Regions from separate parts of the Homo sapiens genome. Here region 2 is linked to region 1. A link is a loop called in an ENCODE intact Hi-C map of the cell type or tissue named here. Cell type or tissue: Caco-2. All regions are shown on one strand. Each heading gives the region's core, and the rest is flanking DNA. Links, peaks and the distances in the headings are about the cores only.

Region 1 (11,042 bases), core at 1,132-9,131:
GCTTTTTGGCTCTGTCATCTGGCCCCTAGAATTATATGAAAAATGAAAATGAATGTGTACAGTTGGAATGTAATTTAATTTATATAATATGACCTGTAAATTCCTTATTTTCAATTATCTTGTCTGTATAAGTTATTATTTGCGAAATTTTGGGTGAAAATGAGATATGATGGGAAAAGCCACTAGTTTAGATGCACACTCAGAACATATAAAAAGGGATTATTCTGAAAGGCAAATTAATTTTTTTACCAGCATCATCAATCACCAAGGCAAGGTCAGGGGTCACGATATTTGTTCAGAGAGCGCTAGTTTGGAGTCTGGAGATGTGGGCTACAGACACAAGTTTTTCTACTTACTGACTGTTGTGACTTTGAACCTTAACTTCTCCAAACTTCAGTTTCCTTATCTGTGGAATGAAATGACTGCAATGGATAATTTGTAAGGTCTTGTCCAGCAATAGCTGCTGCTTCTGATGATGAGGGGTGGGGCAGAGGAGCTTTGCTTTTGTGTGGCTGCCTGTCACGTGGAGGCCCCATCCCTCCCCCTCCCCCATCCCTCCCCCACCCCCAGCTGTTACAAGGAAGCCCGGAGGATGAGTCAGGCATATGTTTCTTTGTTCCAAGCTCTTTGTGCTGGATGAGGGAGTTCACTCTGACCAACAGGCTTATTTCCATGAGCTATTTTTTTTAATCTGCTCTTTTTTTTTTTTTTTTATCTGCTCTGTTTTTTTTTTTTTTCCCCTGCATGGCCTTTTTTTTTTTTTTTTTTTTAACGGTAGAAGTTTTGCAAAAACAGGTTTGTTGTCTTTTGAGGATCACAATATGTCATCCTTTTTTGAAAATGGTGAAGTGGTGTGGCCACTTTAATGAAAGTAAATATATGATGCTGCTGTCCTTTAATGGAAAGAGCAGATGTTTTTAAAGAGTTTTGTTTATATTAACATTTTTAATGTTCTTTATTTTGTTCCAGATTTCCCATTTTGAATTACATGCTTTAAAAAAAACCCCACATAATTAGAATGCTGGAGATGAATGGAACCCTAGAGGCTTCCCACTGCCATGCGTTTTCTCTGTAGTTTTGGTGTAAAACAAATGTTTATTCCAAAATCTCAGTACCCTCAAACCAAAGCATTTTATGTCAGAAATTTGCTGAAAATATTCCAAAAGAGTTGCTCAGAATGCACATTCTAACTTCGCATGAATATGCAGTTGTATAAATGGCTCCAGGAAATCTGTGCCTCACGTTTCTGAAACTGAGTGGTTTTTACATTTTTGTTTTTGCAGGAGCTAGGGAAATACGGAGTACTTTTCTACAATGCCTGCTTCATGATTATCCCAACTCTTATTATTAGTGTCTCCACTGGAGACCTGCAACAGGTGAGCTGATGACAATCATTACAGTTTTCCTTAGCTGGCTTTAAAAAATTTAATATTTAACATTTGATATGCACTGAAACAAAAAGTGTAAAGTTAGCTAGGACTACCAGGAGGGTACATGATAACAAGATGTTTGATATCCCTAGTAACACCTTTTGGCACTACCCTTGCATTGGCATTTATCCTTAGCCACATATCAAGGAGAGCCAAGAACTCTGGACTTGGTACTTTTTGGAAAACAACAATACAAATCTGAGTTTGAATTCCATATCCCCCTTTGCTAATGTGGGGACCCTGGGAGAGCTACTTACCCTAGAAGGGGATTTTGATCATTTTAAAACATAGGTTTGTTTATTTATTTGTTACTTTCTATTACGGACATTTTGAAACATGCACAAAATAGAGTAATTCAATGAGTTGTCAGGGACCCACCACCTAGCTTCAACACTTTGGCATTTTGCCATCTTATTTTATCTGTCCTCATCCATCCCCAGCTTTTTGTTCCTCTGGAGTATTTTAAAACCTATCCCAGCCATCACGCCATTTTACCTCTAAATATTCCAGGATCCACATTTGAATTTTGGGAAGGTGTTGTTCTTTCAGCATTTGCCCTGAAACCGTATCTGCTGCTGGTGAGAGACAAATAAAATGGTAAATTAGTGGTAAGATCTGAGGCCCAGTGGAGCGGTGGAGGCCAAGTCTCTCAGGACGTGTGGACATTCTCCATAGTGACAGCTCCAGTGGCCACCCCGAAGGGTGCAAGCCCGGACTTCTTCAGGAAGTCGCGGGCCACACAGCCTCTGAGAACTTTGCTGATGTGTAAGTGACTGTGAGAAACGAGATGCGATGGGCAAAACCCTCCTCAGCGGGACCTCCACCCACAGACTCGACTCCGGACACAGCCCTGACCAGCCAGGCGATAACCCCGTCATTGCTGGCCTGGGGCTGGGGCAGCACCCATTTACCCATGGACAGGACAGTGTTTCCATATTTAGCAATCAGCATGGGTGTATGTTGCCCACCAGTTGAAAGTCAATCCCATTTGCAGCTCTTTTAGGGTCTGAGTGACTCTGAAAGGCTGCAGGCTGCTGTGGACTCCTGGGCAGCTCCTTGTTCTTTCTCCAGCTGGACTTTCTCACTTGTCCAATTCTCTTCCCAGAAGGAGGGATCAGCAGAAGGGCTTAGCAACCTCGTCCCCGGGCACAAACAGCCATTTCCACGGGTTTATATGGAAAACTACCAAGTGGCACCAATCTCGATAAAGAGCTCTCTTTTTCGGGTTATTTAGAACGTTGTGAACCTGAGCCTCCCTGTTAATTCCGTTTTGGAAGATAAAGCGGGCACCTGCACCTCTCTAGTAAGAATGAGCAGGGCATGATACCTGAAAACACAGTATTTGTTTTTCAGCTACCATCAATCAATTTTAAACTGAGTCAGTGCTCCAACATTACACAAAACAAAATTATGAACTCTTGGCCAGGCGAGGTGGCTCACACCAGTAACCCCAGCACTTTGGGAGGCCGAGGCAGGCAGATCACCTGAGGTCAGGAGTTTGAGACCAGCCTGGCCAACGTGATGAAACCCCATTTGTAGAGAGTATTTTTAGTAGTAGTAAAAATACAAAAATAAGCCAGGCATGGTGGCGGGTGCCTGTAATCCCAGCTTCTCAGGAGGCTGAGGCAGGAGAATCACTTGAACCTGGGAGGCAGAGGTTGCAGTGAGCCGAGATCACGCTATTGCACTCCAGCCTGGGTGACAGAGCGAGACTCCATCTCAAAAAAAAAGGAAAAAAGATAAAAAGAAAAATTATGAACTCTTAATGAAGTGGTCCTAGAGGCTTGTCTCCTTTCATTATTATAGAAACGAGGGTTTTTTTTTGTTTTTGTTTTGTTTTGTTTTTTTAAATCAGCGGAGTTTATCTGTTCTGAAATTCTGGTATTTTAGATATATATATATTTTTTTTTTCCAAAAATATAAATCTAGAAACTCCTAAATATTGTTAAAACATCTCACTGGGGCTAAAAGCATATTTCCCCATGGCAACAACACTATGAAAGGCATAGTGACCAGAAACTGAATTTTAGGTTCTTTATGAGTAAAATAGATTAGGTGTATTATGTTAATAATGTATAACATTGTTTCAGAAGAAATATGTGTTCTTACATCAACGTCATTGACTTATAAACTTGTAGCATGGTGTTTTCAGAAGTTGCCCTCTGCCTGTAATGATTATCATGTGGAATCTTCTGCTTTCTCATGTGATAATAATAATAGCTAATACTTGCTGAGGGCTTATTATGTCAGACATTTTTCAAAGCATTGTTCATGAACTATCTCACTGCATTTCCACAGCAGAAGAGAAGGTCCTGTTACTATTTCTATCGTATAGGCAAAGCATCTAGGGCATTGTGCTTAAATACATTCCCAAGGATAGCAGGTGGTCAGTCCAGGCACTCTGGCTCTAGAAACACATCCTCCACTGTCATCTTTATTTACTTCATTTGTATATGAAAAGTGTTTGTTTTCTCCTTCATGTGTGAAAACATATCCTTCCCTTATAGAAAGTACAAGAGACCTAACATATACTTTATTTTTATTTATTTTATTTTATATTTTTGAGACAGCGTCTCACTCTGTCACCCAGGCTGGAGTGCAGTGGCATGATCTTGGCTCACTGAAACTTCTGTCTCCCACATTCAAGCAATTCTCCTGCCTCGGCCTCCTGAGTAGCTGGCATTACAGGAGCGCACCACCACACCCAGCTAATTTTTGTATTTTTAGTAGAGACGGGGTTTCACCATGTTGGCCAGGATGGTCTCAAACTCCTGACCTCAAGTGATCTGCCTTTCTCAGCCTCCCAAAGTGCTGGGATTACAGGGGTGAGCCACTGTGCTCAGCTAACATATACTTTATTAAATCCTAATGCTCTAGGAGAATATCCTCCTCCTATTCTGGCTTGTGGTACTGGAATATCCGAATATTTACCCTGTTTAGCCTCTTCTATTTGATCAGACTTCAAAGATTTCAAACAGAAGTTCCTTTAGAAAGTCTGTAAGTACCTTCGAGCCGCCAGAGTGACTGCTAATCATTGAAATTCCAGATGGACCAAAGTGCTAACTATATAGATTTGTTTTTCAAAACCAATAAGAAAAATTATAATTAGAAGATATAGAGTATAGTTATAACCATAATAAAAGGCCTTCTATAAAATAACAAAGTACAAGTCAAGTCATGGAGTTAAAAATTTGACTAGTTTTTTTTTTTTTTTTTTTTTTTTTTTTTTTGAGATGGAGTCTCCCTCTGTTGCCCAGGCTAGAGTGCAATGGCATGATCTCGACTCACTGCAACCTCCGCCTCCTGGGTTCAAGCGATTCTCCTGCCTCAGCCTCCTGAGTAGCTGGAACTACAGGCGCCCGCCACCATGATGCCCGGCTAATTTTTGTATTTTTAGTAAAGATAGGGTTTCACCATGTTGGCCAGGCTGGTCTCGAACTCCTGACCTCGTGATCTGCCCGCCTCGGCCTTCCAAAATGCTAGAATTACAGACGTGAGCCACTGCGCCCAGCCAAGTTTGACTAGTTTTTAAAAGTATTGTATGACGAGATGCCAAAATATATGAGACACTCACTGTAATCTGCAAGAAAAAAGCCATCAACCCCATATAAAAAACAAAAAGCAAAAAACAACAGTGAGATTTCCACTACTAACATTGCTCTGTATTCACTGAATCAGGGCAAATTTCTTCCCATTGGTCCCTTTTGAATGTGGTGGAATTCATTTTAGATTGTAAACCAAATAGGAGAAAGAAATGAATTAGGTGTGTTAGCCTGTAATATAAAATTGCTTTTTGTTTACCAAGTTTGGTTTGAGTGTTCTGAAAGCTGATTAATGAATTAGAGCAAAATGTTAACTTCTCTTGTTAATGGAAAGAAACTTGATGAGTCATTTTCCCTGGTTAACTGGGACTAGGAGCGATGGAGAAGATCAGAGATTGTGGTAAATGTGTGTGTGTGACTCATTCCTCCGGGAATTCAAGCCCAGACTTTGGACTTACACAGTCAATAGATCTATTAACAGTGCCTCAATTCTATCTCTGATGAACAAAGTCAGAGATGACAGCTTCTCTTGTTAACAAATTAGGCCCTTGGAAAATACTCAGCGGGTGAACTTTCTTTAGTATTTGAATCACTGCAATAGGTTCAAAGTACATCTAGTATATTACAGTTGATGAATAGAGATAAATAATAGGACTTTTTTTCCCTGATTAAAAAACCCTGAGTGCAAAGTGAAAAAGACTCACGTTCCAACAGTAAGTCTAAAGGAAGAAGGGCTTTATTGTTGTTTACCTTTGATTATTTCTTTTTAAAAATAAATAATGCTACATTATTTTTTATGATTTAAAAATAAATCATGCTGCATTATTTTAAAAATGCCACTAATACCGTCTCATCATTATTAAGGAAATAAAACTAAAATCTATAAAAATTTAGGTTGGGGCTGGTCACGATGGCTCACGCCAGTAATCCCGGCTCTTTGGGAGGTTGAGGCGGGCAGATCATGAGGTCAAGAGATCGAGACCATCTTGGCCAACATGGTGAAAACCTGTCTCTACTAAAAATACAGAAATTAGCTGGGTGTGGTGGCGAGTGCCTGTAGTCCCAGCTACTTGGGAGGCTGAGGCAGGAGAATCGCTTGAACCCGAGAGGTGGAGGTTGCAGTGAGCTGAGATCGTGCCACCGCACTCCAGCCTGGGCGACAGGGCGAGACTCCATCTCAAAAAAAAACAAAACAAAATTTAGGTTGGTGAAGAATCTAAATATTTTATGAGAGTCACAAAATAGCCCTCAATGGATTTTGTAGTATCAGGAACACATATAGAGTTTTTATTTATTTCTTATTAATGGATTGATTGATATTTTACTGTTTGCATAAATACTTTTAGCTCTTTGAGAGAATAGATGTTTTTCTACCCTTGGTTTGAAATTTAAAACTTAAGTATTTCTCTTATTCCCAATTTTATTTTAATTTCAGACACTAAGTGTTTCCCATGATTTTTGTGGTTTTGTTTTGTTTTGGTCTTTGACTACCTTAAGCATAAACTTTTTGGCTTTAATTCTTTTGGAAGTTTTCTGCTCCTTTGATTAGCTTGGGGCTTGCTGGAAAGACAGATTTATATTTATTATATTTTTCTTTCATAAGTGAACATTTAACAAAAAGTGTTATGACGCAAGGAAACTGTCAAACATATACAGAAGGAGACGGAGTGACATGACAAACTCCACATATATGCCCATCAGCCAGTTTCAACAATTAGGAACATTTAACGTGTATTTTTTTTTTTTTTTTTTGAGACAGGGTCTCACTCTGTTGCCCAGGCTGGAGTACAGTGGTACCATCACAGCTCACTGCAGCCTCCATCTCCTGGGCTCAGGTGATCCTCCCACCTCAGCCTTCCCAGTAGCTGGGACTACAAGTGTGCACACCACCATGCCCAGCTAATTTTTGTCATGTGTATCCTTTTGAGAAGTGAAGTGGGCAAAGCATTACTCATGAAACAATGACAGTGAAATGTGACAAGATGGTACAGATTGGAGAAGAGAATTCTACCTTAATTGTTTAAAAATTTGAATTATAAACTTAAAAGATTTCATTTTAAATACATTGAGTTTCTAAAACTTGGCTAACAAAGTATTGCTTAATAGAAAGTGAGTAGAACTTATATTCGATCATGTTATTGAGCACATACTTACGGGCAGTCTTCAGACACTTTCAGATCGTTTTTGGATACAGGCAGGGGCCAACCATGAATAAAATACTCCTTATTGTCACCTGTCACCTCAAGAGGGTTAATTTTATTTTCTCAGCTAGGGATTAAATTCCTGGAGAGCAGAAATTGAGTTTTTTTTTTTTTTTTTTTTTTTTGAGGTGGAGTTTTGCTTTTGTTACCCAGGCTGAGTGCAATGGCGTGACCTCGGCTCACTGCAACCTCTGCCTCCCGGGTTCAAGTGATTCTCCTGCCTCAGCCCCTGTAGTAGCTGGGATTACAGGCACCTGCCCCTGCGCCTGGCTAATTTTTGTATTTTTCGTAGAGATAGGGTTTCACCATGTTGGCCAGGCTGGTCTCAAACTCCTGACCTCAGGTGATCTACCCGCCTCGGCCTCCCAAAGTGCTGGGATTACAAGCGTGAGCCACTGCGCCCGGCCAAAAATGAAGTCTTAAACTTCTTTGTCTACCATGTCCTCCACCCCAATTACTTGATTGCTTTATAAGTAGCAAATAATAGTTTATTTGTTCACAATACTTCCTAAGCATGTGCAAGTTCCTGAGAACAGTTTATGACCTTAAACTTTTCTTGCCTACATTATTAATTAAGAATAAACTTTTTGGCTGGGTGTGGTGGTTCATGCCTGTAATCCCAGTACTTTGGGAGGCCAAGGCAGGCAGATGACTTGAGCCCAGGAGTTTGAGACCAGCCTGGGCAACATGGTGAGACCCTGTCTCTACTTAAAGAAAAAAAAAAAATTAGCCAGGCATGGTGGCCTGTGCCTGTAGTCCCAGCTACTCAGGAGACTGAGGTGGGAGGAACTGATTGATCCCAGGAGGTAGAGGCTGCAGTGAGCCATGATCACACCACTGCACTCCAGCCTGGGTGACAGAGCAAGACCTGGTCTGAAAAAAGAAAGAAAAAAAAGAGATAATTAACTTTCTTCTAAAACGATTTATAAAAAATAAACCCAACCTTGAATTTGGGACCACAAATTAAATTAGTAAAGGTGTATAAAGTCAGTGAATCAATGATAGCCTCAGCGATAATAGCGTTTGCGATTTTGTGCTGGCCATCAGCACAGTCCTAAACAATTTCTTTCAGTCCTTATATCAACGTTTTGAGGAAGGCTTTCCTTTTTTTAAATAAGCTAGATTTTGTAAAATGAATCTGAAGTTCAGGGAAGAAAATAAATTTGCCCAATGTCCCACAACTAGTATGACCTAGGATTTTTAGCTTTATGTTTTCTGTTTGGGAAGATGGTTCCTGTATCAAAATGCAGTTTGGTAAAACCAGTAAATTTAAACTGCAGTATTATTAACCTAATCATTAGTTTTTTTCTTTTTAATAATAGGCTACTGAATTCAACCAATGGAAGAATGTTGTGTTTATCCTACAGTTTCTTCTTTCCTGTTTTTTGGGGTAAGAAACCATAGATAAGTAGAAGCATTGGTCAACAGTATCTCTTGACAAGTCAAATCAAGATATGCCTTCTGTCTATTCTGTCAGAATTCCTTTGTGTTTCTCTGACTTTCTCTGGAAAGTACCCCTGCAGCAAAGGAGGTGTCAGGGACCCAGGATACCTGGAAACCCAGCCTGAAAGACCAGGAACAAGCATACAACTCTTGTTTTTGAAAGTCATGCTAATGTCCTGTTCTTCTTCAAAATATGATGTTGCCTATTGATTTCTGAAAGTTTGTCTGAAATGAAGTCAGCTGACATTTCAAGTTCAATGCTGAGGATTTTTTGGTTTTTGTTTTTTAAGAGATGGGGTCTCACTGTGTTGCCCAGGCTGGACTCAAACTCCTGGGCTCAAGCAATCTTCCTACCTTAGCCTCCTGATTAGCTGGGACTACAGGCTCCTGCCTCCAGGCCTGGCAGTAATATGTTTTCATCTTTGTCACCATGTCCTTAGTTTTTCAAGATCCCTTCCTCAAATAATTATGTGACTATGACAGCCTTTTCCTATAGTGCTATACCTGCTATATTCAGGAAAATTTCTAAAGAGAGATGTCCAGGCTGTTGTATTGTCCAACAGTTAGGCTTTTTTGTTCTTGAAATTTTCTTTCTTTCTTTTTTTTTTTTTTTGAAGATGGAGTCTTGCTTTGTTGCCCAGGCTAGAGTATAGTGGCACAATCTTGGCTTACTGCAACCTCTGCCTCCCAGGTTCAAGCAATTCTGCCTCAGCCTCCCGAGTAGCTGGGATTACAGGCATGCACCACCACACTTGGCTAATTTTTTGTATTTTTAGTAGAGATGGGGTTTCACTGTATTAGCCAGGATGATCTCAATCTCCTGACCTTGTGATCTGCCCACCTCAGCCTCCCAAAGTGCTGGGATTACAGGCGTGAGCCACCGCGCCTGGCCCCGTTCTTGAAATTTTCTTTAGGTATATCTTCTGGTTGAGAGACCATATAGTTTGTGTCTATTTCAGTCTTCTAAAGACTTGAAAATCCCTTTGCATGAATAGGTGATACATGCAACTAGGAAATCATTAAAAAGGTGCAAAAGAATAAATAGGGAGGCTGAGGCAGGTGGATCACCTGAGTTCAGGAGTTTGAGACCAGCCTGGCCAACATGGCATAACCCCATCTCTACTAAAAATACAAAAATTAGCTGGGTGTGGTGATGCACACCTGTTGTCCCAGGTACTCAGGAGTCTGAGGCAGAAGAATCGCTTGAACCCAGGAGGTGGAGGTTGCAGTGAGCCAAGATCGCGCCACGGCACTCCAGCCTGGGTGACAGAGGAGACTCCATCTCAAACAAACAAACAAACAAAAAGAATAAATAGGGAACACCAACTCCCCTCCATTCTTCCTCGCCTCCACACTGTAGTTTTCTTCCCCAGAGGCAACACTGTTGGAAATCTTGGGAGTATCCTCCCTGAGCGGGCATTCATTCCAATACAGGCATTGGTACCTTCTCCCATACTGAAGGGGCCCTTGAATTCCTATAGCAGGGAATTACTCATCAAATGATTTTTCCTGTGAAGGAAGATGGATTCCCTCTCACCTGCCACACTTTTCATTCTGTGTAAATGAACAAAGACAACTCCTGACCTCTTTGATCAACACTCTTCAATTCTCAAACTTGATTTCAATTGCAATGATGTACTCACATGCAGTAAAAACATTTCTGTCTATCTTCCATTCATTAGTTCTCTCTTTAGCTGTGTCTGATTTAATGATTTAATGTTGATGGAGTTTTTGATTTTAACAATTTTATATTTTATTTGTAAAAGTTCCACAGTTTTTTCCCAAACGTATCTGTTCATTTAGAATACTCTCACTGGTGATCCTTGTGACTGTGCCTTTTATTTCTTTAGGTGTCACACACAGCTATTCCATATTCTGTATCTGACAATCCCAGCATTGGCAGCAGCTCTTGAGAATTTAAGCATGCAGTTTTTTTGTTTCAGGCGATGTTCATTGTGGTTTGCTTTCTTCTGTGTTTGGTGACCTGTGATTGTGAGCATTTTGCTTAAAAAAAATTTTTTTTTTTGAGATGGAGTCTCACTTTGTCTCCCAGGCTGGAGTCCAGTGGCACGATCTTGGCTCACTGCAACCTCTGCCTCTTGCATTCAAGTGATTCTCCTGCCTCAGCCTCCTGAGTAGCTGGGATTACAGTTGCCCACCACCACACCTGGCTAATTTTTGTATTTTTAGTAGAGACGGAGTTTCATCATGTTGGCTAGGGTGGTCTCAAACTCCTGACCTCAGGTGATCCACCTGCCTCGGCCTCCCAAAGTGCTGGGATTACAGGCATGAGCCGCCACACCCGGCCCATTTTGCTTAACTTTGATCAGTCCCATGAGCTGAAATTGGGAATTTGAGACACTTTTCTATAGGGACAAGTTGTATTTGCTTCTGCTGGTAGCCAGGGGTTGCCCCAGACCTTGATC
Region 2 (11,042 bases), core at 1,110-9,109, 51 kb before region 1:
AAGATTCAAGACTATGTGGCAGAATGAAGAAAGGGCTGAGTGCCGTCCTGATCACCACTACCTCACTGTGTCACCTGATACCCCAGGCATCAGCCTAGATGTCTGTACATCAAGGAACTGAAAGGAGGATCCCTAAGGGATAGTTGAGCCCTATTAGCATATTTTGTAAAAAGCTTTTCCCTTACTATTTTAAACAATCCCCCTATATCTGTGTTTTATTTTAACTTGTATTCAACTATCACAACCATTTATTATGTCTCTAAATAATGAGAAATTTAGGGAGGACTTGTTATTCTTTGAGTTATACTGGAAAATGCAAACTAATGTACAATTGTTGATTAAATAATGTTTTTTTCAATAAATAATGTTTAATTATCATTAACAAATTTTTCAGCACTTGAGCCTGGCACTGTGTTGTCTATAGGAATTTAAGTGAAGTATAAGGTACTAGGAATCTTTGCAGGAGACTACCATGACACATAAACAACACAGGACCCCAGGTTAATGAAGGTATACAAAGTTCAATTATTTGGAGGTAGATAGGAAGAATTCAGTTATTTGGGGAGATAGGAAGAATCTCACTGAGAGCCTACAGGATTGGGAAGATTTGAATGGGCAGAGAAAATAGGATTTTCAAGGATTAGAACAAGATGAGGAACTGCCTCCTGGCTGGAATGATTCTCCAGGAGGGAAGTAAGGATAAACTCTGCCCCTTAACCCCAGTAGCTAATGAGGTTGGTGAGATTGCCTAGAGTGCCGATCTTAGAGGACCATTTAAGTCAGCAGATAATTTTTAGTTGTCCAAGGTGTGTAATAGGATTTGGGGGTGGTTCAGGAGCTAGTTGGTATGACAAAAGCAGATTTCTATGCCAGCTACTCTGGGATTGCTGTGCAGGGGGAGAAACAAGAGGCCGGCCAGGAGGCTGTCGGAGGGTTCATCCTAGTGGGAGGGCTGCCCGTCTGACCAGGGGAAGCTGAGTGGGAAGGCAGGAGTGGGTGGAAGACATAGTGAAGAATCAGCAAGATCTAGTGATTTGGAGTATGAGGGAGAAAAAATATGGGATAAGCTCAAGATGATAACCTCAAGGCCTAAAGAATAGATTGTGTTCCCCAGCAGATAGTCATTGATGCCACCCAAGTGCTGCCATTAGCATTTCCACCTGCAGCTCAGTAGGGGCCATGACATGTTTTATTGTTATTGGGAGTCATGACCTATATAAAGGCTGATTCTCTCCCCATCCCCCTCCTCTTCTGGCCTTATTATCTCAGATATAATATCTAACATCTGTCTACTTAGGTGAGAGGCCCTATCTGTGTGACTATCCAGACTGTGGAAAAGCCTTTGTTCAAAGTGGACAGCTCAAAACACATCAGCGTCTTCACACCGGAGAGAAACCTTTTGTTTGTTCAGAAAATGGTACGGTGTTAGAAGTTAAGTTTATGGAATAACTAGTTGTGACTTAACAGTTAAAATATCCTTTCCTTGAATTTTTTTGAGGGGAAAGATTTTTTAATATAAATTTTATAAAACTTTATAAGCTTTCTTCTTTGATAATTGTGATACATGCTGAATTTCTCAGAAATGATTGATTTTAAAAATTTGTTGGTTTTGATTTTTGTGGGTACACAGTACGTATACATATTTACAGGGTACATGAGATACTTGATACAGACATGCAATGCATAATAATCACATGGTAAATGGGCTATCCATCCTCTCAAGCATGGGTCCTTTGTGTTACAAATAATCCCGTTATACTCTTAACTTATTTTAGAATGTACAGTTAAATTATTATTGACTATAGTCACCGTGTGCTATAAAATACTAGGTCTTATTCATTCTTTCTATTTTTGGTACCTATTAACCATCCTTACCTGCCCCTCATCCCCCAGTTCCCCTTCCTAGCCTCTGGGCACCATTGTTCTACTGTCTATCTCCACGAGTTCAATTGTTTTGATATTTAGATCCCACAAATAAGTGAGAACAAGTGATGTTTGTCTTTCTGTGCCTGGCTTAAGAAATAATTGATTTTTAAATAAAGTAATCCTTTTTGATGAAACCTTAAAGGGCAATTAAAGATACTATATCCAGTTGTAGGCAGTAGAAAAATCTGTAAAAGTAAATACAGCCTTTGGAGCAACATTTTAAACTTTTTAATTATTAAAGTGAAGTAAGCATATTATCCTAAGTGATTTTCTTAATCTTTTATCAGTTTCTAAAGATGCACATTTTTATGCAGTTACAGTATATTTGAAGTTCCGTGCAATCTGTCCTGTTGCTCTGTAATTTTCTTGATTATTACAAATGTTGCAAAAGTCTGCAAAGTTTTCATCCAGCAAGTTTGCTTAAGCCTATATGCAATGGTTTCCTCTATGTTGAATAATGAATATTTGTTTATTTATTTTTTGAGACGGAGTTTTGCTCTTGTTGCCCAGGCTGGAGTGCAATGGCGCCATCTCAGCTCACCGCAACCTCCGCCTCCTGGGTTCAAGCGATTCTCCTGCCTCAGCCTCCCGAGTAGCTGGGATTACAGGCATACGCGACCATACCCAGTTAATTTTGTATTTTTAGTAGAGATGGGGTTTCTCCATGTTGGTCAGGCTGGTCTTGAACTCCCAATCTCAGGTGATTCGTCCACCTTGGCCTCCCAAAGTGCTGGGATTACAGGCGTGAGCCACTGCGCCCAGCATTTATTTATTTATTTATTTTTTATTGTTTTGAGATGGAGTCTCACTTTTCGCCCAGGCTGGAGTACAGTGGCACGATCTTGGCTCACTGAAACCTTCGCCTCCTGAGTTCAAGCAATTCTCCTGCCTCAGCCTCTGGAGTAGCTGGAATTACAGGCTTGTGCCACCATGTCCGGCTAATTTTTGTATTTTTAGTAGAGATGGGGGACCATGTTGGCCAGGCTGGTTTTGAACTGCTGACCTCAGGTGATCCACCCGCCTCGGCCTCCCAAAGTGTTGGGATTACAGGCATGAGCCACTGCACCTGGTCTGAATATTTAATTTGTTTTTTAAATGTTCTTGTTACCAACAAAGCTGAGGGGAATGTTTTCACACGTGTAGCTTTGTTCATCTTTTGGGATGCTTCCTTATGTTGGAATCCACAAATGGAATTCTCGGGTCTGAGGTTTTGAACTCCACCCGACCCCTGCGATGGAGTCTGGCTCTGTCGCCAGGCTGGAGTGCAATGGCGTGATCTCGGCTCACGGCAACCTCTGCCTCCTGGGTTCAAGCTATTCTCCTGTCTCAGCCTCCTGAGTAGCTGGGATTACAGGCAGAGACCACCACACCCGGCTAATTTTCGTATTTTTAGTAGAGATGGCATTTTGCCGTGTTGGCCAGGTTGGTCTCTAGCTCCTGATCTCAAGTGATTCGCCTGCCTCGGCCTCCCAAAGTGCTGGGATTACAGGCGTGAGCCACCACGCCCTGCCATTTTGAACATTTTGAACTCATGCTAATAAATCACTTTCCAATGGTGTTGGACACACATGGCCACGACCAAAATGTGACTGTCTTCCTGTCCCCGCTCTAGCACTGATGAGACTGTGCTGGTTTGATTGTTTTCTCCTCCAAATTATAGATCCTAAATTTCACCATATTAATTTACTTTTCTGGATACCAGTGAAACTGAATGTTTTCCACATGTCTATGTGCTGGATGTCCAGATCCTGACAGGTGTTAACCTTGTGTTTTGAAGGCTGCCTGAGCAGATTCACCCATGCAAACCGCCACTGTCCGAAGCACCCCTACGCCAGGCTGAAGAGAGAGGAGCCCACGGACACACTCAGCAAACATCAGGCTGCCGACAACAAGGCCGCGGCCGAGTGGCTGGCGAGGTCAGGAATGCTGCCTTTAGTCCACCGTGAAGATGCACAGCGCGGGCTGGGGCTATGTCAGGGACCTGGACATGCCTCTCATTTTAAATAAGCTGCATTTATACACATTTTATAACATAATTAGAAATGACCCCTGATTTTCTATAAAATTGTTGTGAGTGGTATTAGGATCTTAGGATCTGTGTGTGATAGAAAATTACAATATAATTAGAGTGCCCAGACTACAGTTTATTTTAAAAGGAAGAGTTTTCCTATTTTGAAAAAATGTTTTATATGTATTGTATTTCATTCGTCATGAATGCAACCTTTTTCATTTTCTTTATGTTAGCCTTAGCTACGTGCCAATTAAAACAGGGATAGACAGCCGAGGTGGGTGGATCGCCTGAGGTCAGGAGTTTGAGAACAGTCTGGTCAACTTAGTGAAACCCCATCTTTACTAAAAATACAAAAATTACCTGGGCAGTAGTGGCACGTGCCTATAATCCCAGTTATTCGGGAGATTGAGGCAGAAGAATCGCTTGAGCCTGGGAGACGGAGGTTGCAGTGAGCCAAGATGGCCCCACTGCACTCTTGTACTCCAGCCTGGGTGACAGAGTGAGACCCTGTCTCAAAACAAAGCAAAACAAAACAAAAAAACACCAGGGATAGATGTTAGTGGTTCTTCTTAGGTGAGGTTCCAAAAACACCAATTTAATTTTTTCCAATGGCAACAAGGGGGCCAGTATAAAAGAATTTCTCTAAGGATATTTCGGTTGAAGGGCCTGTCTGCTGTACACGAGCCAGCAGCAGCTGCTCAGGCCTCACCCAGGCTTCACTGGCTGCTTAGGGTAAAGTCCAGGATTCCTAGCTGTGCTGCCATAGCCCTGCCTCCCTCTGATAAGGCAACTGTCCCCTGCCATGCTGGGCTGTGGGTTTCTCAACACAGGTGCCTTTGTATGAGGGCCTGTGTGCACCCTGCTTCCTCTGCCTGGAGCACTCACTCCCCACTTGGCTAAGCCTCTTGCTCACCTTCATCTCTTACTCAGGAAGGCCTCCCTGACCTGCTCAGCAACAAACGGGCTGGGACCAACTTAACAGATGCTTTCATTTTCCTTTTCAAAACATCCATCACACATTTATTTGTTTATTTTATACCTTCCCTGCCAGACTGAAAGCTTCCCCGGGCAGGGATATTTGTCTTGTTTATTATGGTAAGCCTAGGGCCTAGCAGAGCTTCTGGGCCTTGATAAATATTTGAAGGAATAAACTCTGTTTTGTTTGGATAAAAATACATAAGAATTATATAATGGAATCTGGAAATACTATTTGATTATTCACGTCCAGGGAAATTTGTTAGCACTGTCATAGAAATTGTTTAGATGGACAATTCTAGGGGTACCTTAAACTAAATATCTCCATCACTTCCTCCCCTCCTCTTTCTCCTGGTTAGCTCCTACTGCCCCATTATTTCTAATTGTGTCCCAGCCAGAAGCTTACTGGTCATCCTTGTCTTTTTTTTTTTTTTTTTTTTTTTCGAGACAGGGTCTTACTCTGTTGTCAAGACTGGACTGTAGTAGCAGGATTATTAGCTCATTGAGCCTTGACCTCCTGGGCTCAAGTGATCCTCCCACTTCAGCCCCCTGAGTAGCTGGGACCACAGGTGTGTGCCACCATGCCCAGCTAATTTTTAAGTTTTTTGTAGAGACTGGGTCTTGTCACGTTGCCCACGCTGGTCTCAAACTCCTGGCCTCAAGTGATTCTCGCACCTTGGCCTCCCAAACTGTTGGGATTACAGGCATGAGCCACCGCACCTCGCCTCCTTGTCTTTCTGCTGTCTACTCAGTGACCAAGTTATGACATCTACCTCCTTACTAACTCAAATTCAGCCACTTGAATGCTCTCAATCCATTTTCCATGCTGCTGCCAGAGGGATCTTTCTAAAATGTCAGTATGATCCTCAGTCTAAAGCCTAAACCCTTTATTATGGAATTCAAAGTCCTTCCTTACCTGGTTCCTGCTGACTTGCTGAACTTATCTTTTGCCATTCTCCTCTTCTAGTCATCCTTCAAGTCATACTGAACAATTTGCACTTTCTTTTTTTAGACCTCTGTGGGCATTGCCAAAACTTTTCCACTTTAAGTAGTCTGGATTTCCTGAAATTTGGTAGTTGTATTTCTTTTTTTTTTTGGTATGTAATTTTAAAAACAGCTTTGTTGGGGCTGGGTGCGGTGGCTCACGCCTGTAATCCCAACACTTTGGCTGAGGTGGGTGGATCACCTGAGGTCAGGAGTTCAAGATCAGCCTGGCTAAATGGCAGGACCCTATCTCTACTAAAAATACAGGCCTGGTGCGGTGCCTCACGCCTGTAATCCCAGCACTTTGGGAGGCCTAGGCAGGCAGATCACCTGAGGTCGGGAGATCAAGACCAGCCTGGTCAACATGGTAAAATCCCGTCATTACACTCTAGCCTGGGCAAGAAGAGTGAAACTCTGTCTCCAAAAAAAAAAAAAAAAAAAAAAAAATTAGCCAGGCATGGTGGTGGGCGCCTATAATTCCAGCTACTCAGGAGGCTGAGGCACGAGAATAGTTTGAACCCAGGAGGCGAAGGTTGCAGTGAGCCAAGATTGTGCCACTGCCCTCCAGCCTGGGTGACAAAGTGAGACTCTGTCTCGAAAAATAAAATAAAAATAAATAAAAACAGCTTTGTTGGTATATAAGTAGCATATAAGAAATTATGATACATTTAAAGTGTACAGTTTAATACATTTTAAAGTATACAATTTGATACATTTTTGACATGTATATACTGTGACACCATCTCCACAATCAAGATGGTGAACATATCCATCATTTCCAAGTTTCTTCGTGCCCCCTTTGTGAACTGAACTACACATTCCTCCCTGTCCCCCTTCCCCCCATACAACACTGATCTGCTGTCACTATAAAATAGTAGTTTTATACAAATGTAGTTTGTTTATTCTCTCGATGGGCATTTGGGTTATTTTTGGCTATTACATATAAAGCTACTATGAACATTAATATACAAGGCTTTGTATGGACAGTTTTGTATGATCTGTTACTGTCATTTAAAATGCATTTTTCTTTTTTTTTTTTTTCTTGAAACGGAGTCTCGCTCTGTCACCCTGGATGGAGTGCAGCGGCCCGACTTCAGCTTGCTGCAACCTCCGCCTCCCAGGTTCAAGTCATTCTCCTGCCTCAGCCTCTGGAGTAGCTGGGATTACAGGTGCCTGCCACCATGCCCGGCAAATTTTTTTGTATTTTTAGTACAGAGGGGTTTTCACCATGTTAGCCAGGCTGGTTTTGAACTCTTGACCTCAAGTGATCTGCCTGCCTTGCCTCCCAAAGTGCTAGGATTACAGGCGTGAGCCACTGCGCCCAGCCTAAATACTCATTTCTTTAGTTACCAAAGAGTTGAGCATTTGCATTTTCTCTTGTAAATTATCAGTTGGCCATGTAACAGAATAAGGGTAGTGTTTTTAAGTTTTTGAATAAACTCTGTGTCACAGATGTTAATCACTTTTTCATAGTTTGTGGGTTTAATATTTACAGCGTTAACGCTGTCAGAAGTTACCATCCCTCTGTAGATAGGATAAATAAGTTTCTAAAGACTGTTTTTTCTACTATTTCTGTATTTTACTCAAGTCCATTTCACACAGGCTCTTTAAGGCGGTGATAGTTTAATGGCAAAAACGTGATTTGAGAGTGAGTAGAAGATCTAGAACTGCCAGGTTTATTGTGGAAACCTGAGCACGTCTCTTAACCTCGTTGAACTTCAGTTTCTTTCCTCTATAAATAGGAAATTTATGTTAAATCACTTTATAACTTTATAAACTGAACCACATAAAAGTAATATTGTGGTATGGAACTTTTTAAAAGAAAAGTAAACATTTGGAAATTTCATGTCTGCCATGTAACTAATGTTGCTGCATTTCACATAGGTATTGGGAAATGAGAGAGCAGCGCACCCCCACTTTGAAAGGCAAGCTGGTTCAGAAGGCTGATCAGGAGCAGCAGGACCCTCTGGAATACCTTCAGTCTGATGAAGAGGACGACGAGAAGAGAGGGGCCCAGCGCCGGCTGCAGGAGCAGCGGGAGCGCCTGCATGGAGCCCTCGCGCTCATAGAGCTTGCCAACCTGACTGGGGCGCCACTCCGACAGTAGCTTGGACACTGACTCTTCCACTGTACAAAAGTACTGCCCAGCATACTTAAAAAGTAGATCCTTGGGCATAAGCTAAGCACCTTATTTGCTTATCATAGGCTGCTATTCTGTAGAAATTTATGAAGAATGTTATTGCCCCAGAATATGGGGTGAGAGAGAACTGCACTTTTTTAATATGGAAATGAATTCATCGTAAAGTTTAAAATATTTTGTAAATATGGACTGCACAGTACAGGGTAGAAAACTACATATTGTGGGAAGCTAGATTTTGCAAGTTTAATGCATTCATTGGAAGCAGTTCTCACAGGAAGCACTTTCTGAATAAGACACTTGTTTGAAAAACAGAATGGTACAAATAGCCAAAGAAGATTAAAACAGATTATTTATAAGATCATTTTTAACAATATATATTAGTATGTTTAACAATACTGTAAACACTGAAGCAAGCAAGAAAGTATAAAATATGTAAGATAGATAATTTTAATTGCAAAATACTGTGCCCACTAAGGCTAGAGAAATGGGAGGCTATTTTGGAAGATGTTCTAAGTAATGGACTTAGAAGAAAATAGATATTTGAGGCTCTTGGTAAGATGCACAATAGTTCAGAATTTTTGAAATTGGAGCAAAATCAGTCTTATTCTATCTGGGGCTTTACAACTCAGTATAATGTTTAAGTTTGAAAAGCACTTGTCATCCCTAGCATGTTAACTTGGGAACTTTTGCACATTTCATATTTCTCATTTGCTGAAATTGAGTGATTAATCTTGCAAAGTCTAGGTAACATAGTAATTGGTAATTTTAAAAATACATATTAAGGGCCCTGTAATGAGATTTGGCACTTGGATTTTTACTAAAGGGACACCTGCAGGGTTGTTTTGTAGTGAAATGTTTTAGATCTTTTGTTAGCAAACACTACATTTTAATTGTACTGCTTGTTTAGAATTATTAGCAAATGGAAGCCTCCATATTTATATTTTCAGTGCATAAAGCCACCTTCTTGCTTTACTTCAGAGTAACATGCCAAGCTATTTTGTGTTCACTAAATTTAGCTATCAGTTAAACACTGCAGAAAATATTAGCTACTCAAATAAGTAGGCTTCTGAAATAGTTTTAACTGCAAGTGTGTTAACTTGTGTGGTGGTTTGAAGCCATTTTTCCAAATAAAGTTATTAAACACCACTTTATGTACTGAAGCATGAACAGAAAAATCAAGAGCTGAGCAGACCACCTCCTTTATGTAGGCAAAACTTCCATCATTTTGGCTTTTGTTCTAAACAGAACTAAATGACATGCATAGCATGGTAACTTACAGATCGCTTAATTGGAGTAAAACTCAGAGTAATAGAGGGAAATATGGGCTCTTCAGTGCCTTTTTAGCTTTTTTGAGTTGAAGACGTTCCTACAGATGTAGTTTAAACATTACAAAGTAGGCTTCTTTATCCAAAAATCCCAATGTGTCATAGTACACAGATAGTTTAAAATATGTAGCCACGGGGAAGGGGAGGCATGTAAATGTCTTGAAGAGGAGAAAAAGTATGAAAGAAGATACGATAGTTACGAATAATGTGTATGATGAGGACATACTTTAAAAATGTAATTCCTCTGTACAGTAAATTACAAATCTTTAGGGATTTTTTTGTAATAAGAGAATTTATATTTGTAATGGTCTAAGAATTTTTTTGTAATGTGGTATATAGAATTTTAATTTGGAGCACTTATAAGCTGGTAAGAGAGACTATAGCATCTGAATTATCTTGGTTTATGTTTCAGCATTTCCTCTAGAATTTTTGCTCTCAAATATGTGATTTAATGAACTAAAAACAACACTCATCAGTCTTGGGAAATTTGAACTTTGATCAACTTAACTAAAGAAGGAAGGGTAGTAAGAATTTTTCAAATACAAATATTTGCCAATTCACAGATGATAACATTTAAGGCCTTCAAAAGTAAGGGTTTTTCCTTGTTTCTCCAGTCAGCTTTTGTCAACTCTAATAGTTTTTTCATAAACATTTTTTATTTGTATAATTGCAACAGTTTAAGAAATTATCACAACTATTTAGAAACATTTAAAATGTTCTTTTTGATATAAGCTATATACTTGGAAAAATACATTGGTATCTAAAATTTGAGGTGTGTTAAGACTGCTTTTTGTTTTAAAAAATGGTTTACATTCAAATTTTTGAAGTGTTTTATGCTTCATATGGCTAAGTTGTAGTTTGGCAGAGTTAACAGCATAAGAATAAACATGCTGTAATTTTAAAAGATGCTTTGAATAAAAATTTATTTTAATTTAAAATTTAAAGTACACGGTCATTCTTAAAGCCTTTATCATTTGTTTTCCTATCGAAAATATAATAACCATGATATAAAAAAATTTAAAAGATAGAAACATCACCTACAGCCTTATGTTCAGCCATCAGTATTATTTCAGTACATGTTTGCGTAGTTGTAAGTACAGTGTGGATTGCTTTTTCTTACTTTAATTATGGCTTTTAAGGTTATAGATATTTAACTTCCTCATCGGGTTCATTACTACAGTGTTAAAAATATACTGCTGTGGATAAGTATTGAACTATTGCCACCCCATTTCCAGGCCTTAAATTAGGGTAATAAGGAAAAGGGATTTCATTTCACTTACATTTAGGATGGGTTGTCTCTGGGGTCAGCTCCTCAAGAATCCATTTAAAGCCTGTGTACTTTTCTAAGAGTCTAGCAAATTGGTTTTCTTTTTTCATCAGTTATTTTTGGTAGATCTTTAGTTGTGTATTTGCAGTGGCAAGGGTCAGCCTGTCCTACCCTTGTGCAGAAGAATATCACAAGCAACTCCTTAGTGTGAGTTGCTGTTTAAACAGGGTAAGGATGGGATTTTGACAGCGAGGTAAGGTCCTGGAAGTATGTGTATACAATCAAACTAAATGCAATTATGATGAAGGTCATCATTAAAAATAACTTTAAAATATTCTTTTTGCAGTCAAAACATTTGGAGACTCACAAGAAAATTGAATGTTCTGAGGAAATTAACCAAAATGACCGATTTCC

What was found. Hi-C counts contacts between places; a loop is a spot of excess contacts. Peaks named below come from ENCODE experiments on the same cell type or tissue, not always from the same donor. Only the 100,000 strongest peaks of a DNase experiment are listed, where the experiment ranks them.
Region 2: it touches region 1 in a loop (5-fold over the local background); 17 of 110 quality-filtered maps call a loop at or near these places.

Annotation. Positions count from the first base shown.
Region 1 is chr9:96,334,238-96,345,279 of GRCh38, reverse strand. It overlaps SLC35D2 (solute carrier family 35 member D2), which reads left to right. Exons shown (of 12, transcript NM_007001.3): 8 at 1,284-1,376; 9 at 8,496-8,563. It overlaps SLC35D2-HSD17B3 (SLC35D2-HSD17B3 readthrough), which reads left to right. Exons shown (of 26, transcript NR_182427.1): 8 at 1,284-1,376; 9 at 8,496-8,563. Among named protein-coding and RNA genes, the nearest start is that of HSD17B3, 38 kb to the right of the region's middle. RefSeq lists enhancers at 1,754-2,277, 2,278-2,802. In Caco-2, for the core only: no CTCF peak of the experiment used is centred there; a DNase peak (open chromatin) is centred at 5,389.
Region 2 is chr9:96,385,198-96,396,239 of GRCh38, reverse strand. ZNF367 (zinc finger protein 367) reads left to right here. Exons shown (of 5, transcript NM_153695.4): 3 at 1,298-1,417; 4 at 3,704-3,842; 5 at 7,781-10,299. The coding sequence ends at 8,003. Among named protein-coding and RNA genes, the nearest start is that of SLC35D2-HSD17B3, 7.0 kb to the right of the region's middle. RefSeq lists a silencer at 3,699-3,993 and an enhancer at 7,408-7,577. In Caco-2, for the core only: no CTCF peak of the experiment used is centred there; a DNase peak (open chromatin) is centred at 4,729.